Linked DNA regions of Homo sapiens: region 1 is linked to region 2. Evidence: read pairs that join two places in POLR2A ChIA-PET (ENCODE). Cell type or tissue: MCF 10A. All regions are shown on one strand. Each heading gives the region's core, and the rest is flanking DNA. Links, peaks and the distances in the headings are about the cores only. Region 1 has its middle 18 kb from the start of RAD51B-AS1. Region 2 overlaps ZFP36L1 (ZFP36 ring finger protein like 1).

The links. Peaks named below come from ENCODE experiments on the same cell type or tissue, not always from the same donor. Only the 100,000 strongest peaks of a DNase experiment are listed, where the experiment ranks them.
Region 1: POLR2A ChIA-PET joins it to region 2 with 12 read pairs; 25 of 35 experiments call an interaction of 5 or more read pairs at or near these places.

Annotation. Positions count from the first base shown.
Region 1 is chr14:68,701,708-68,704,608 of GRCh38, reverse strand. No RefSeq gene overlaps it. Among named protein-coding and RNA genes, the nearest start is that of RAD51B-AS1, 18 kb to the right of the region's middle. In MCF 10A, for the core only: no CTCF peak of the experiment used is centred there; a DNase peak (open chromatin) is centred at 1,318.
Region 2 is chr14:68,785,333-68,788,233 of GRCh38, reverse strand. It overlaps ZFP36L1 (ZFP36 ring finger protein like 1), which reads left to right. Exons shown (of 2, transcript NM_004926.4): 2 at 1-572. Among named protein-coding and RNA genes, the nearest start is that of ZFP36L1, 6.3 kb to the left of the region's middle. RefSeq lists enhancers at 939-1,118, 1,408-1,702 and silencers at 1,979-2,028, 2,049-2,118. In MCF 10A, for the core only: no CTCF peak of the experiment used is centred there; DNase peaks (open chromatin) are centred at 1,533 and 2,153.

The sequences.
Region 1 (2,901 bases), core at 233-2,732, 84 kb after region 2:
GGCAGGGGGAAGGAGTGCTACAGATATCTAGTGTGTAGAGGCTGAGGACGCTGCTCGCCATCCTACAATGGCCAGGACAGCCCCTTAACAAAAAATAACTTGTCCAAAGTGTCAGCAGTGCTGAGGCAGAGAAACCGTGCTTCGGTGAGAAGGGATGGGGCCAGCAGGGATGGGGGCCTTATGTTTGAGAGGTGGGCTCAAGTGGGCTTCCCTCACCTGAGTGGATGGTTATCCTCAAGCCACATCTGTGGCCTCTCCGCCCCTTCCGGGCTCCTCCTGCGGAGCCACAGTTCCCTGGAGTGTCCGGGGTCTCACTGCTCACTGCTGTCCTGACCTCCCCAGTGGGGGCTGCGGGGCAGTTTCTACAGCCAGGGGATATTGGATGAAAATAGAGGAAATCTTTTACCTGCTCCCCCCATCTCCTAATTTTTTTATAAATAGAGATGGAGTTTTGCTCTGTCACCCAAGCTGGAGTGCAATGGCGCGATCAGGGCTTACCGTAGCCTCGAACTCCTGGGCTCAAGTGATCCTCCTACCTCAGAGCCCCGAGCAGCTGGGACCACAGACGCAGGTGTGCACCACCACACCAAGCTCAGTTTTTAATTGTTTGCAGAGACAGAGTCTTGCTATGTTGCCTGGGCTGGTCTCCAACTCCTCAACTCCAATGATCCTCCCACCTCAGCCTCCCAAAATGCTGGGATTACAGGTGTGAGGCAGCACACCTGGCCCTCTACTTGCTTTTATTTTGTTCCATGTCAGCCCACAGTTTCACAGGGCCAAGGGGCCAAGGGTTTTGTTACCTTATTTTTAAAATGCTATATATAAGGGACCTTTTTTCTTTTATTGATGTATAATAATAGTGTTCATTACCATGCATCGATCACTTATTTTGTGCCAGGAACTTTCACACTTTATATGATTTCATTGTCACAACAATCCTACTAGATAATATTATTATTACTCTTCGGGGAAAATATCCCCAACAGTCCGGATTGGTGACATAATTTGCCCAGGAAGCAGAGATACAAGGCAGCAGTGCTGCGATTGGAACCCAGTCTTTGACCCCCAAATCTGTAAGAGAAACCCCCTGAAGATTTCTCCTGCAGGAAGCTGATGTCTCAGAGGAGCCTCGAGTGAAAAGTGATGCGGGGCTCTTGTGTCTGCCCAAACTGTGCGGATGTGGGTGGGGGCGGCCGGGAGAGGAGCTTCAGGCAGGTAAACATGGGGCAGGGGCCTCTGGGAGACAAGAGGCTACTAGAGGATGTGGGCTGATTCTTGTGAGGGAGTGACTAATACTCACTACCATGAGTCAGCCGAGGCCTGGAAACATCCTCATCCTCCTCCCGGGGCAATGTCCCAACCCCTGATCAGTGCTCCCTACCCCTGAAATGGGTTCAGCTGCCTGAAAGGAAGCTTCCCATGAGGCTCTGGCAAAACGCTGTCCATCCTATTCTCCCAGCCCTGCAGGGAGCTCCCCAGCCTGGCGGCGGCCTGAACCCCCACTGTCCTCCTCAGCTCTGCCCAGGCTAGAAGAAGAGGGGCCCAAGGAAAAAGGAAATGGGGACCAATAGGGCAAGGAAGAGTGAGTTTCTCCAGTGCCAGGGCTGAGAGTCAGGCTCACCTCCAGGGGTCCTGGGCTATGAGGGGCTGCAGGAGGTTGGCAGGCTCACCAAGAGCCAGAGGTGGTTTTCCTCTTCTCAGTTCTTTGTTCCCTAGAGAGCCCTCTGTCTGCATTGACTTGGACTCCCAGAAATGTGCTGGTCCACCCTGGGTAGATCTCCTGGCTGGGCCTGTGGCTTCCGTCTCTGAAGGAAGGCTGGATGCACCAGGGTTTCCTCTTTGCTCTCCCATTGCTCCATACAGCCACAGGTACCCCTTAAGGGAGGTGGCGCTATCCTCTTAGGAGAGAGGAGGAGCCTAAAGCTCAGGAAATTAAATAACTCACACAGTGAAGGGGAGCTGGGGCTTGAACCCCTGTCTCTGCCTCCATGCCCCTCCCCTGGCCTTCCTTCTGCACTTCAGTGGCTCTCGTGTACAGATAGTCTCTTTGCTTTAAGGGCTCTCCTCTGCTCTAGAAAAAACCCGTGATGCTCTTGGTCCTTTCTTGACCCCCTTCTCATGGGGACCCAACCTCAAGAGCAAGCAGGACTGTGTTTCCCAGGGCTGGGGGAATGTCCAGCTCCCTTGCAAGTGGGCTTCTTCCCTGCAGAGCAGCTCGTCTGGTTGCTTGAAGTGTTACTGACACATCACTATCCAAGGACCCTGGGGCATCAAGGTGTGAACTCCCAGCCCAGGCTGCCTCAGGCAGGGATTCCCGCAGTGCTGGGCACCTGAGTGGTACCCACGGAGACTGAGGCTGGGGTAGCCTGTTTCCAGTGCTGACTGCTGCTTGCTCCCTGGCATGTGGCTCCTAGAAGCAGCAGCTCTACAATGGGGGCTGGGGCCTCAGTGGCTGCATCTAGCTGCTCAGGTGGCCTTGACCCCTGCCTGAGTGTGTGTGGGGCGGTAACAAAGTGGGGGAAGAAGCTGTGCTCACATATTTTCTTGACAGCAGCAAACATCAAAAGGGGTCTCAATCCTTAAATAATGATAACAACCCGGCTGGGCGCAGTGGCTCACCCTTGTAATCCCAGCACTTTGGGAGGCCAAGGCGGACAGATCATGAGGTCAGGAGATGGAGACCATCCTGGCTAACACAGTGAAACCCCGTCTCTACTAAAAATACAAAAAATTAGCCAGGCGTGGTGGCAGGTGCCTGTAGTCCCAGCTACTCAGGAGGCTGAGGCAGGAGAATTGCGTGAACCCGGGAGGCAGAGCCAAGTTCGCGCCACTGCACTCCAGCCTGGGCGATAGAGTGAGACTTTGTCTTAAAAAAAAAAAATGATAACAACCCAAGTTTAT
Region 2 (2,901 bases), core at 224-2,723:
TGACGTGTCTTTTTCCTTTTTTTCCACAGTTTTAATATATTATTCTTCAACGACATTTTTTGTAACTTTACACTTTTTTGGTTATTTTATTTTAAAAAAATGAAAAATTAATTTAAAAAAATGCAAAAAACTGTTGGATTATTTATTTTAGAAATTCCCCCCTTTGTGTTGGACTGCAAATTGAGTTTCTTTCTCTTTAGGCCTTTCACAACTAGGACTGAGAATGTATGTAAAAGTTCTGTGACAGTACAGAAGGAAAACAACTTTTTATGTATAGCTTCTAAAAGGGGAAAAAAAAAAAAAGAGAAACCCTTTGACTTCCACGTGCCCATCTCAAGACATTCCACTCACAGATTTGAGGTTCTGGATTCCAGGTCTGGAGTTTTCCAATGTTAATGTAAACAGAACTGGCACACACACATTAAGATGAATGTAATTATTATTCCTCTTGCTGGTCACTACCGTCGCTTTCTATTTCTCTTTCTTTGTGTGAATTTATTTAAAAGAAAAAAAAACTTTTTGTAACGACTATTTGCAGTTTAAAAATCAATAAACCCCGTTTTTTCAAGAAACATTGATGGTGGAGCTGGTTTTACTTGGTTTTGGTTTGACTTTGCCAGTAAGGTTCTCCCCTTGTATACCTTGCAAGTCCTGGGTAGGGGGAGGCGGAGAGAGAGGGCTGTGGCTGTGGGTGGCGGCATCTCTCATCCCTATAAGCTAAGCCTATAGCTCCCTTCCTTGATGCTGGCAGTTTGCTGCGCTTAGAGGGGACGGGGTGGAGGTTTTCTGCAAAGGAGCCTGTACTTCCTGCTGTATTACTTCTGAAAAGACTGTGCAGTGTGTTAGTTGTTGGCTGAATAGCAGCGGGCCCAGCCTTGCCGACACTTGTGTGGCCTCTGCGGTTCTTCTGGGGAGCCAAGGCTCAGGGCCTTCCAGTCCGCCCCGTCCAGCCTGTGCTCTTCATTCCTTTGGATGGTGTTTGGGGTGCCAAAATGATAAAAGAGGACCTAGCACTTGGCACACTTGCAGGCTTGGATTTGAGTGAGTTCTTTTATTGGGGTGCCTTGGGCTCATTTTGCCCATAAGAAAGAAATTTACCTCAGTACTGGCCTCTCAACACCTACCCGTGTGGGGAGGGTATAAGGAAGCACTGCCTGCTTGGAGAGGAATGTCCAGCGGGGTGAGGGGCTCAGTCACAAGGAACTGGGAACTGGGACTGGATTTGACATAGCCTTTTGGGTTTGGAGGGCTGTTAAGGGGAAGTGAGTGTTAACACTGGCCAACACAACACAGCAAGTCACCAAGGGTTCCCACCACCTTAGTTACAATCTCAGGTGCTATGCAAAATTAGGTATGTCGTCATCTTGGGAAAGGTGGGGTCTCCTTGGCTAGATGCACCCCCACCAAGGCTAGATGACCACTTAAGAGGTGGCATTTCACCCGCCGGAGGAGTTGGAACTTTCACAAATCTTGAGTGTGAGCCTTGGGAGGATTTATTTGGGGAGAGGCAGAGATTGCTATTTGCAGCTCACTTGCCTTTGGTTCCTTTACACCCAGGAAGTTTTGGGAGTTCAGCTGAGTCACCATGATTCCACCAGGCCTCTTCCGAAGGTCTGCAGCAGACATTGGGCAGGCCAGGGATGTCCCTGAGACTCGAAGACCTACCTCTACTCTCAACTCATTTCCCTGGTCATCAGATATCTACTGGGGGTCAGGGGGTGAGGTAGAAAAATAGGGACTATTACCTGTTCCAGGGCAGGGGCTGGTGGTTTAGGAAGGGGAAAAGCAGCCCTTCTTAGGACTGGAGTAAACCTAGGCCTCTTGTCCCTTAAGGAGGAAATGAACTTTGTGTGTGTGTGGAGGTGGTGGTGGTGGTGGTTGGTGGTGGCATGTGATCTTCCTTTCGGAGTAAAAGCAAAAAAGACATTTAATCATTCACCTTGAGCTCATTCCCTGCAGGCATACCTGAGCATGTGGCAGACACCTTTCTAACTTCCCCTCTCATGGTGACGCTGGTTAGGTTCCTAGAGGCCCAGGCGTACCTCCTGGCCAGCCCTGAATTTCCTCTAGAGGAGACAGTCCTTTGACTGAGTCAGTCCTTTGACTTTGTCTAACCAAGATAGAGACATTGACTACTGGAGGCCCTGGAGGGTGGGGGTTGGCTGTAAAGCCCAGGGGAGACTCCTTATCATGTGGGGAAGCTCCATGTCCCCGGGTCTTAACCCTTTACCTCTACCTAAGTGTCTCCCTGGGGAACTCACTCAGGCTGGGATTTAGGTAACCCAGGCCCATGTGTGGTGGCCACAAGAGCCTGGTTGTGTCCCATTGAGTCCTTAAAGTTAGAGGAGATGGCCCTTGGGAAAGGGAACAGCAGAATATTTCAGGCCCATTATTTCTCCAGGATGTTAGAAGAAGGGGCCTCAGCAGCAGCCCTGTGCTGTAGTCTGGCAGGGAGGCCAGGGAAGTGTGAGCCCAGAACTGGCAAGAAACCCCTATCTCTGAGCTCCTCTGCAGCTAGGAAGGATAGGAACTATGCTGAGGGAGTTGAAGGGAAGGCTTTCACGAGGGAAGTGGGTCAGGAAAGGCCAGGCCAATCCTGGGGCACAAAGCCTTCTTCTCCACCCCTTACCCTGGAGGCCAGGGTGTCTTGAAGGCTGGGTTTAGGGGCCTGCACCAGGTCTGCCATGGATGGGTGGGGCCTCTGTGGCTACTGGCCCTGCAACCCACTCTCTGGCTGTTGGATGAAGATCTTCTCTTGGAGCAGCTCAAAGAAATGAGCTATTTTGGCCACCGAGCAATGCCTTTCCTGGCCTGGAGGCCTCATTCTCAGGAGGAAGGCTATGGTTCAGTGACACTCATGAAAGGAGGGCTTTGAGGGCCAACTGAGATTGTGGGTTAGTC